Regions from separate parts of the Mus musculus genome. Here all the other regions are linked to region 1. A link is a loop called in an ENCODE intact Hi-C map of the cell type or tissue named here. Cell type or tissue: heart. All regions are shown on one strand.

What was found. A loop is a pair of places that touch in the nucleus more often than their neighbours do. Peaks named below come from ENCODE experiments on the same cell type or tissue, not always from the same donor. Only the 100,000 strongest peaks of a DNase experiment are listed, where the experiment ranks them.
Region 2: a loop joins it to region 1, with 1.9 times the contacts of the local background. A loop is called at or near these places in 9 of 42 quality-filtered maps.
Region 3: it touches region 1 in a loop (1.9-fold over the local background); 9 of 42 quality-filtered maps call a loop at or near these places.
Region 4: it touches region 1 in a loop (1.9-fold over the local background); 3 of 42 quality-filtered maps call a loop at or near these places.

Annotation. Positions count from the first base shown.
Region 1 is chr4:43,577,948-43,580,447 of GRCm38, reverse strand. It overlaps Gba2 (glucosidase beta 2), which reads left to right and starts at 1,584. Exons shown (of 17, transcript NM_172692.3): 1 at 1,584-2,432. The coding sequence starts at 2,101. It overlaps Rgp1 (RAB6A GEF compex partner 1), which reads right to left and starts at 1,713. Exons shown (of 9, transcript NM_172866.3): 1 at 1,445-1,713; 2 at 939-1,073; 3 at 425-561; 4 at 69-152. The coding sequence starts at 1,054. In heart, a CTCF peak has its summit at 1,555; a DNase peak (open chromatin) is centred at 1,807; H3K4me3 peaks cover 2,188 bases; H3K27ac peaks cover 1,781 bases.
Region 2 is chr4:43,665,575-43,668,074 of GRCm38, reverse strand. It overlaps Fam221b (family with sequence similarity 221, member B), which reads left to right. Exons shown (of 7, transcript NM_175517.3): 2 at 1,466-2,318; 3 at 2,472-2,500. The coding sequence starts at 1,466. Among named protein-coding and RNA genes, the nearest start is that of Fam221b, 2.0 kb to the left of the region's middle. In heart, a CTCF peak has its summit at 1,456 (motif pointing right); no DNase peak of the experiment used is centred here; H3K27me3 peaks cover 2,152 bases.
Region 3 is chr4:43,655,555-43,658,054 of GRCm38, reverse strand. It overlaps Hint2 (histidine triad nucleotide binding protein 2), which reads left to right and starts at 1,610. Exons shown (of 5, transcript NM_026871.1): 1 at 1,610-1,696. The coding sequence starts at 1,616. It also overlaps the pseudogene Gm4748. In heart, CTCF peaks have their summits at 589 (motif pointing left) and 1,303 (motif pointing right); DNase peaks (open chromatin) are centred at 1,404 and 2,197; H3K4me3 peaks cover 1,981 bases; H3K27ac peaks cover 1,324 bases.
Region 4 is chr4:43,629,276-43,631,775 of GRCm38, reverse strand. It overlaps a transcript of Npr2 not described here. Among named protein-coding and RNA genes, the nearest start is that of Npr2, 1.4 kb to the left of the region's middle. In heart, a CTCF peak has its summit at 1,418 (motif pointing left); DNase peaks (open chromatin) are centred at 235 and 1,355; H3K4me3 peaks cover 1,931 bases; H3K27ac peaks cover 1,094 bases.

The DNA of each region.
Region 1 (2,500 bases):
AGAAGCAGCCAGAGTCCTCCCTCCAGGAGACTTAGAAAGCAATCTGGGGTTGGGAGACAATCACTCACATGATTTGGACTCTCCAGGGTCTAGCCTCAGGTCACAAAACAGAATTTTGGGTGGAGTAGAAAGGATACACTGGCCCCTCTCACCTATGAAAAGTCAAAAAGACTTCAATGGACTCCATTGTCCATTGCCAACCAGGGTCACACAGCAAGTGGAGGCAGGGGAAGCCGCCAATTCTTTCTGTTGTAATAAGGTAAGTCTTATAGTCCCAAATCAAGCTACCTTCCCTTCCACCACTGATGTGTTGGTGACCATGTCATACAAGAACAACTTAACTTTACCCTGGGGTGACAATAACTTCCCCTCCCTCCATGACAAACACACACTCTCTCTCTCTCTCTCTCTCTCTCTCTCTAACCTCGGTGTGGCAGAAAGACAGTCTGGCTGTCAGGCTGGACGTCCGGCTGACTAGAGTCAGGGGGTGGCAGTGCTACTCGACTCTCGCTGGCATGGAACTGGCAGTGGATCTGGGCACTGGCCCAGGCCAGAGCCTCACTGTGGAAAAGGGAAACGAAGGTATGGGAACCTAGTTCTTGACTTCACCAATACTTTCTCTAGAAAACTGTCTGACCAAGATCACCAAGGTTAGATGACTATCTTAGTGACCAGGGAATCCAGAACCCCTGAAATAAAACCATTACACAACAACATCAAGTACATTGAACTCAAAAAGGAGTGATACCGGGAGGAGGAGCAAAGGAGAGTAAGGGGTCCTGCCATCCACATATTTGTTTAAAAGCCCTTCATTACAATGAGCAAGAAGGTGGTGATTGATGCTAGTGTAGTTACTGAACAACCAAAGCTCTAATTAGAACGAGCGATACCAGGCTTCCTCCCGGAAGGGCCACCACCTCCAATACCAGCATCCCCACCTGGATGCAGAAGTGGCGGTCGGGGGAAGGGGATTAGTGACAGTCACCACACATTCCAGAGCCTCCCCCGCCAGAAACACAGGACCTCTGCTCAGCTCAGCTACCACTTCGATCATGGCAGCTCCGGAACCAAATCTAGAAGGAAACAGAGTGCCAGAAGTCAGTACGGGGAAATGAAGGAAGGAGTGTTTAAGACCTAGGCTTAAGTCTAGACCTGAGTCCGAGGGGGGCAAGAAGTGGGTTGTTTTTTTTTTTTTTTTCAAGTTTCAGTGAGGGTGGGAAGCACTGGGGTTTAAGGAGCTGGTGGGGTGGCGGAAACTGACTCCGAACTGCCTGCGGGAGGGCGTCGCTTTAGCTCCAGACCTCCTTGCGCCCAGGGTTAGGCCCCTTGCGCCGCCTCCCAGGCCTGCCTCTGTCCCCGCTTCCCTCGAGGCTCCACGTCCTAGCCCAGGACATCGCCGCGCGTCTCCAAACTCAGATTCTTACGCATGGAGGTCCTCACCTACCCGCCCCTGCGAGACCGGCTCGGAGCTCGGTGGCATCCGCGGAGTCTGTCGCGCGGCAGAGGCGGGACTTCCTTTGTCACATTTCAGGGTTGAGGCGCCCCTTCCGGTCCGACTTGCGGGGTGCTTCCGGCCGGAAAGGGATCCGGTGGTCCCGGGTCTGCGGGTCACCTTCCCAGCGGTGGCACCTGAGCGTGGGCGCGGGGGATCCTGGCTGCAGGGACCCGGTACCCAGCCCTGGAGCCGCTGGAGCCGCAGCCCGGGGCGGGGCCGAAGGTCGCCGGGAGCTCCTGGGCGGGTCCCAGAGGCGGTGCTTTGCGGGCAGGTACCGCGGCACCGCCCCCGTCCGTGGAGCTGGTCGGCCCTCGGCCGGGCGTGCTAATCACCGCGGCCCAATGACAACAAGGCCCAACCCTTCCCGCCTAGGATCTAGAGACGCGACCCAGGGAGAGGCCGTGGCGACTTTGTTGCTGTAGCCGCTGCTGCAGCAGCAGGAGCTCTCTGACTTTACCCAGATACCAACGTCCCACGGCTTTCCCCAGCATCGGGCCCTCCCGGACTGCACCTAACTGCAACTGGCATCAGCGTTTTGAAACGTCAGAAACCTGTCAGAGGGAACCGAGGCCACCGGGGTCGTGAGGACCCAGGATCCAGTGAACATGGTAACCTGCGTCCCGGCCTCAGAGCAGGTCGGCTGTGCCGAAAGAGATTCCCAAGTTTATTGTGAAGATACTGGCGGCACTGAGGCTGTGCGGGTTACAGACTGCGGGAGCCCCGAGGATAGTGGACCCCAGGATGAACCAAGCTACTGCAATTCAGAGGACTCTGGGCAGCTGATGGCCTCCTACGAGGGTAAAGCTAGGGGCTACCAGGTGCCTCCTTTTGGCTGGCGGATCTGCTTGGCTCACGAGTTTGCAGAGAAGAGGAGACCTTTTCAAGCTAACAACATCTCTCTCAGTAATTTGGTAAAGCACCTCGGTATGGGCTTGAGGTGAGTGGATTCCGTTGCCTAGAACGCCGTGGTTCCTATGATCCCATTCAGGCTCCCTGCCTAGGTTG
Region 2 (2,500 bases), 88 kb before region 1:
GAAGCCCGAGTGGTGGCACTGGCCTGTAATTTCAGTACCTGGGAAGTAGAGGCAGGAGAATTATTGCCAGTTTAAAGCCAGCTTGGTCCAAATTCTAGGCCAGCCAGGCCTATAGTGAGACCCTGTCTCAAAATACCAAGGGTTTTTGGGTGTAGCTCCATGATAGAGCACTTGCCAGCATATAAAAGCCTCCAGTTCATTCCTTAGCACCTGAAAGGGTCTGAGGTGGTGACAACAGACCTTGCCAGTCAGGGCCAAGAAACTTGGATGTCATCCATTAGGCTGGTTCAGAAGGTTGTGTGTGTTCAAAAGGTCTTGCTGGAGGAGGAAAGAGCTTCCCTCCTGGATCTTTCTAGGGTGAATCTAGCACCCTCCCTCTTCACAGCATCCTGGAGACAAGCCATCCATTCTGCTCCTGTGTGCTGCATTGCCTCTCAAGCTCATCTGGTCCCAGATGCATACATGGTGCCTGAGTAAAGTGTTAGTTTGGGATGTTTATAAAATATGTCCTAAGTGTAAGGTTGAGTGGGTGGATATGCAGAGGTGGTAGTGGAGAGCCAATGGTACTGTACCGCCAGGCAGAAGATAATGAGGACATGAACAAATTGAAGGGAGCAGTGAGAAAGAGATACAATTGGGGCGTGTTTGGAAGATTAAGAGTGGTGCTAGTTGCAGATGGCACTACAGAAGACTAGGGTAAGACATGTATTTCCAGGTTTGAAGGGAGTGGGACTTCCCTGGGAAAGACCAGGCATGCGCACCTAAAGCACAAGGGAATAACGAGATCTGAGTTAGAGATGCAGATTTAGAAGCCAGAGGTAGCCAGGCACGGTGATGCACCTTTATAATGTCATCCTCACAAGGCCGAGGCAGGAGTCCTATAAGGCGTTCAGAAAGAGCCTGGGCTACAAGGCCTTCAAAAGAAAAAGAGGGGAGCACAAGTGGACACAGCATGTAGCTGGAAGTAGTTGAAGCCTTGCACATAAATGAGATTAAGGAAGGAGGCTGGTATCCCTGGACAACAGCTGTGTGTTCTGTGGCATTCTCCTGGGCTCTTCGAAGCCAACCCCACTCGGGCACTCCAGAGCTACAATTCCAGGATCTTAAGACATGCCCCACACCCTGCACTTGGACTGGCAAAGTAGCTGTGTTGGGGCTCCCTCCTGGGCCATGGTCCTCTGCTACCATCTACTGATGAGATTCTGACTGCTTCTTCTGTTGCTTCATCTTTAAATTCTAGCTCCTTGCCACCCTACAATAGTACTGTGGGGAGGGGGAGTATACATGAGAGACCCTCCTGGCACTGCACCCTGAAATTCAGACTTCTTTCTTACTTGTAATGTCTTAGGTGCAGTACTAATTTTTTTTTCCTTATCTGTACCATCTGTGAACCCTGGGGCTCTGCCCCGACTTATAGACCCTCCAGCCTCAGCCTAATGGAGCCTGTACCTTATTCTGCCACTAGATGGAAGCAAATAAGACCACAGAAGGCCCTCAGGACACTCAGGATGCAAAGGAACAGCCTTCTTTAGAGGACACCAACGCTGAAGACTTGTACGAGGCCACTACCCATGAAACTCCCTTACAGCCCTCCAGCTCACAGAAACATTTCCAGCCTCCAGAAATCCATCTTGAAACACCTGCCTCCCTGAATCCCGACACCAAGGGCGCTGAGGGCCTCCAGGATTCTTCTGTCTCTGGAACTCCTCCTGTAAAGTCCAGTTCTTCTGGGCTTCTTTCCCTACCACCCCAACTGTCTCCTCAATCTGTGACCTCTCTAGAAAAAGCCATCGCTGAGATTCCTTTGGAGGAGTTTGGCTATGACAGTCCTATCTCTAAAGTCAAAGAAGAACCTCTTCAGCTCTCACCAACAGCCAATATCCCAGAGTATGGGAGTCCCATCTCTGAAGTCCAAAAGGAATCTCTTGAGGTCTCACCAACAGCCAATATCCCAGAGTATGGGAGTCCCATCTCTGAAGTCCAAAAAGAACCTCTTGAGGTCTCGTCAACAGCCAATATCCCCAAGTATGAGAGTCCCGTCTCCGAAGTCCAAAAAGAACCTCTTGAGGTCTCACCAACAGCCAGTATCCCTGAGTCGTCCCATGAGCTTACCTCTGATAAAGTCCCACAGACCCAGGTCCCTGAATCTGAGCACTTTCCAAAGCACTCCTTTTCAGAATCACCAACCCAGGCCAAGGAGGACGAATCTACAAAGGAGGGGGAAGCAGGGGAAGATGAGCTGGCAGTGGGTACTAGTAAGATCCCTGCAGCCAAGCCTGGGCTTCGTGCAAAGAAGAAGAAGGAGAAAAGAGCTGGTGGTAACTGTCCCTACCTTTCCCCTGTCCCTGTGGCTTTTGCACTACCCTTGATTTACCCAGAAGTGGGGGACTGGGTTACTCTTTTGCATGTGAGTCCTCTTAGTCTTAAGGCCTTTTCTCTCCCCTCTGGTTACTCAGCCCCTCCCTTCCCAGGTGTTACAAGCCGCCCAGTGGTCCCTGCT
Region 3 (2,500 bases), 78 kb before region 1:
TCCAGAGTGTCTCGGCATTGGTGGTATGTGCTGTGATAATCATATAAAACTAATTCTGTTAATAGAGTTACTGTGATCAGGTCACTGGGGACACAGTGTGTGGCCATTGCAGTGTATAAACTACCGTAATCTGAAAAACATAACAAGGAGCATGACATTTATTACTACCATAAAAAGCTGCAGAACAGCAAAACACCAAATACTCAACTGTTGAGCATTTATATATCAGGACATGTGCAAACACATAACAGCCTCTAAAGATATAATAGTAACTTACCTTATTGTGCCAGACCAGAACTCTCCAGGTGGTGAGTATTTAGAGGGGTGGGAGTGAGGGGATACTAGTGTTTTTTTGAGACAGAGTCTTGCTGTGTAGACCACACTGGCCTGGAAATCATGAGTGATCCTCCTGCCTCTGCTGCTCAAGGGAAATACTGTGTTTCTTATTTCAAAACATGAAGCAGAACTGGCGAGATGGTTCAGTGCTTGCTATACTTGTAGAGGACTTAAACTTGGTTCACATCAGGAGGCTCACACTATGTGTATGTAACTCCAGCTTTAAGGAGGCATCTTTGGCACCCTCTTCTGGCCTCTACAGACACCCACATGGGCTTGCACATACACCCACATGTAAACAAATAAATCTTTAAGGGCTGGAGAGATGGCTAAGCAGCTAAGGACATATACTGAACTTGGAGAGCACTGGAATTCAGCTACCAGCACATACATCAGGTGGCTCTCAACAGCCTGTAACTCCAGCGCCAGGACATCCTACGCCTTATAGCATCCATATGCACATAACCCACAGGCGTATACACACACACACACACACAATTTTTGTATTTAAAAAAAGTGTATACAATCAGACCTGCCTCACTGAAAATGCTGGGCACAGAGGTAACGATACCACCCACCATTTATGAAGTGGAGAAAAGAATAACGCATAGTATAACATACATCCTCACTCGTTTAAGGAAAAAAAAATGCCCTGAAAACTGATGTAAGTGGGAGCAAGAACAGGAAGAAATTGATCTCGATTTTAAAAAGATATTTTCATACGATATGTTTTAAATCTTTGCAGTGGTCCAAAGGCTGAAATTGTTAAGAAAAGACTGGGTGCCTACCCTACAGATTTTAAAAAAAAAAAAAAAAAAAAAAAAGGTCCCAATTCACCTTGAGTCCCGCCCATGTTCTTCGGGAGCCAATAAACACCGAATGTCCTCAGAACCCCGCCCTCCTGACCAATGCGGAGATGGGTCTGCGCTACTTTTAGCCTTTTGTACAGCAGGTGGCGAGGCCCCGCCCTCTTCACCCCCCTTACCCCTCAAGAGGGGCCAGAGCTAAAAGGGACAGGCCGAGAACGAGCGCTTGGTCAAGGTGGCGAACCTGAGTCCATTAGGAGAATATCCCACCCCCAGGTTTAGTCCTTCCAATGGAATGGGAATGTATCTCAGAGTGAAACTGCGTAGGGACCCAATGGAAAAAGAGTTTTCACGCTACCAAACAAAAATTGGCCCTGCGTTCGCAGAGGCAGCCAATGAGATGTACGACGGGACCCGCCCCCCAGCAGGCCACGGCCAATGGGGCTGCGCCTGCAGGCGACACTCTCAGGAAGATGGCTGCTGCTGTGCTGCTGGCCGTGGGCTTGCGCGCTGCGCGCAGAACCCTGGCTGCCGCGGGGGCCCGGGGGGCGCAGGTGAGAAGCAGCCAGAGGGACGAGGGGTCTTGCAGGCACTGGCGCGTTCCGGGCCCGGCACGCGCAGCACTCATCCCCGCGGAGCCACTGCCTCGACCAAGGGTCAAATTCCGGGACTCTGCGGGCGGGCAGGTCTGACTCCAGTCCCGGAGAGAAGCGATCTGCCTGCGACCGCTTCTGGGAACAGCCGGGGGGCGTCTCGGTTGAGATGGAGCGTGTGCTGCTGTCCGGGAGCCAGCTCTCGGCTTACCTCAACCGTGCCCCTTGCAAGAAGTGAGTGCTCCCTTCTGGGAGCTAGCCGGCTGTCTTCCTCGGACCTCTGACCCTATAATGTGCACCAGTTTTGCTCCTTCATCTTTCACACACCACCACACGCAGCAGCGATTTCATTGACCCCACTGTTTTGCTTCAGTGTCACACACTGGCTCCAGCCCTCTCTGAACCGGTGGGAAACTGGGATATCCCTACCTATTATCCCCTCAGGTACAGCCTAGTTCACTTAGCTGAACTCTTCCGTAACTCCGCTGATTCACATGACTGGAACCGAAAGTCCAGTGTAGAAGCCAAGCATGGTGGCGCATTCCTATAATCCCAGCAATGTGGGAGACTGTGGCAGCAGAATTACCAGGACTGCGCCAGCTTGGCCTGCATAGAAACACTAACAGGAAAGCTGCACAATAAGATTTGACACCCAAATGAGAAATCAGCCAGTGTCAGGACAAATACATTAAATCAAGTAACAAGGCTTAAAGATCAGAAAACGTGTAGTAGAAATACGTTAAAAACAGTAAAGAGTTTCATTCA
Region 4 (2,500 bases), 51 kb before region 1:
ATCGGGCCGGGAGAGCAAAGAGCTGCGAGAAGCCAGAGCCCCGGGCTGAGGTGGGAGGGCGCCCGCCGCGGAAGGACTGGGACATGGGCAGGCAGGGAGCGAAGCGAGGCCTGGGCCAGAGGGGAGGGAAAGGCAGGGGTGACTCTCCCAGTGACGGCTTCTCCCGAAGCTCCTGCCTGGACTAACGGGCCCGGGCGCTGGTCCCATCCGGAGCTGCGGCGGCCCCGCCCGTGTCCCCCGCTCCTCTCCGCTCCGCTTCTCCCGGGCCCGGCGGCCTGCGCTGCCCGCCGCTGCCTCCCGCCCCCCGCCTGGGCCCCCGCGCGCGCCGCTCGCTCGTCCAGGTCAGGTCGCCTCGGCCCGGCGCGTCTCCGCTCGCTGCGCCCGCGGCGGCGGCCGAGTGTGACTTCCCCGGCAGGCCGCCCGACCCCGCCCCTCCCCCTCCCCTCCCCGCCCGGCCCCACCCTCCGGCTGCTGCTGCCACCCCCACCCCTGCCTGGCGCCCAGGGACCTCCCAGTCCCCAAACCACCCGGTGAGCGCCCCAGGGGCTCAGCACCCCGGGCCTCTAGGCCAGCGAGGTTCATGGGCGTCCCCATACTGTAAGGGCCTTCCTCTGCTTCCCCCAAGCCCCTTGTGCACAGGACTGCTCCCATCTCACTCATGCCTGCCTTCTTCCCTTGACACCCCACTTTTCTTAGAGTCCATTCACTCAATCAGATTTCCGCAGATGCTCCAGTCTCCAGGAAACTGTCAGAAATCCCCAATCACTGGGTATCCATTTATTCCTGGGTAGGGAAAACTCTACCCATCTCCTCAACGCCAGAGTGCTTTTCCTCAGGCAGGAGGAAGTCAGACCCTCATGGCACCAAAGGACTCCATTCTTCTCGGATCTTTATGGAGTCCACGAGTCCTCCTCTTCCTGGGGACTCAACTCTCCACTCTGTTTCTGTCTCCACGGTCGTTCTGCTCTTATGCCTATTGGATCCATCAGCCATCTGTTCCCAGGGCCTTGTCCTTTTGTCTTCCTGAGCCACACTTGGTGGGAGCTTATGGACTGACTAAGCCTAACAGGCCTCAGCAATTAAAGTTCATTGTACCCCCACCTAGGGATCCACCTCACTCCTAAAATTCCAGGCTAGAAAGTTCATCCAGGTACCCCTTATCTGGAGTGCTGACCCCATCTGGAAGAACAGCTTGTGAGAGATGACATCATTGCAAAGGGAACAGCTATGGCACCTTGGGGAGTTCTCAAATTATCAAAAAGGACATGCACATAAACACATTCTCCTCCATGCCGACAGCCAGTTTCTCTCCCACTTGAAGCCACTTCTCCAGAAATCACAGTGCCAAGAAGCCAAAGGCTCCCCAGCAGAGACTGAGAGCTTGCAGGCTGAGGACAATCTTTCTCTGAGATGAAGGCGACCCCTAGTGGCTTGAGGAGAAATTAAGGACCGAGTCTTTTTATTCAGAGCCATGAGTTCTGGCTGCTGTAGGCTGGAACACGAAAGAAGCTAATTGTTTCAGCTCTTGCCTTAGAGGGGCACACAGCTAAAAACCCTGGTCCCTGGAGTGAACACAGAGGTCATAAGAAAGCCACATTGACAAGTGGCCCTGCTGGATGCTCTATCCAAATAGAAGCTTATGGGTACCCCTCCCCCCTTTAAAGAACACCGAGGGAAATGAATTCTTGCTCCAGGCTGTCAATCCTGTTGGTGAAAAGGAATTATGCTCTGTCTGGGCAATAAAAGGAAGAGCAGTCACAAAGGGGATGGACAATATGAAAAAGACACGACTCTCAGGCCTGTCATCTTGGGACTGGGAGACTGAGGTAGAACGACCGTGAATTTGAGTAGCCTGGGCTACATAGTGAGTTCAGAGACTGCCTGAGCTAAATAGCAAATGTCTCAAAAAAAATGGTTCCTCTCTTATTTATAAATATTTACTTATTTATGTATATTATATATTATTCTATTTATTTATATTTACTTATTTATGTATATTATTTTATTTATTTATTTATTCGTTTGTTTATAGTTACTTGTTTAGAAACAGGTACTGGGGGCATGGCTCATGCTGCTCTCCCACTCCCAGTGCTCCTCGCCTCAGTCTCCAGGATGCGGCAGGCACTCACCACATGCTGTTCTCCAGCTCCACACCAGTCAACCAAATCACTGTTCTCGCGAGAAGAGCAGAGCAGGGCAAAAATAACATAACATTGCCAACTCACAGAGCGCAGAGGTAGAATGGTTCCAGTCCACCTGCCCAGAAATAATCGAAATCGAAAGCAGCCGCCAAGAGACAGGTCACACAGTCGCGATCCCCACCCCCCAGCCCCCACCCCCGACCCTCTAATCCGAAATGGCTTTTCAGTGGTGGAACAGAAACTGGAAACCGGGTTCCCTGATTCCTAAGGTGAGGAGCCTCTTGGTAGAAATTCTGCTGATTCATGGACTCACAGTGTCTCGGCCACCAAGGCCCAGCCAAGTCTTTCAGGGACGCCTG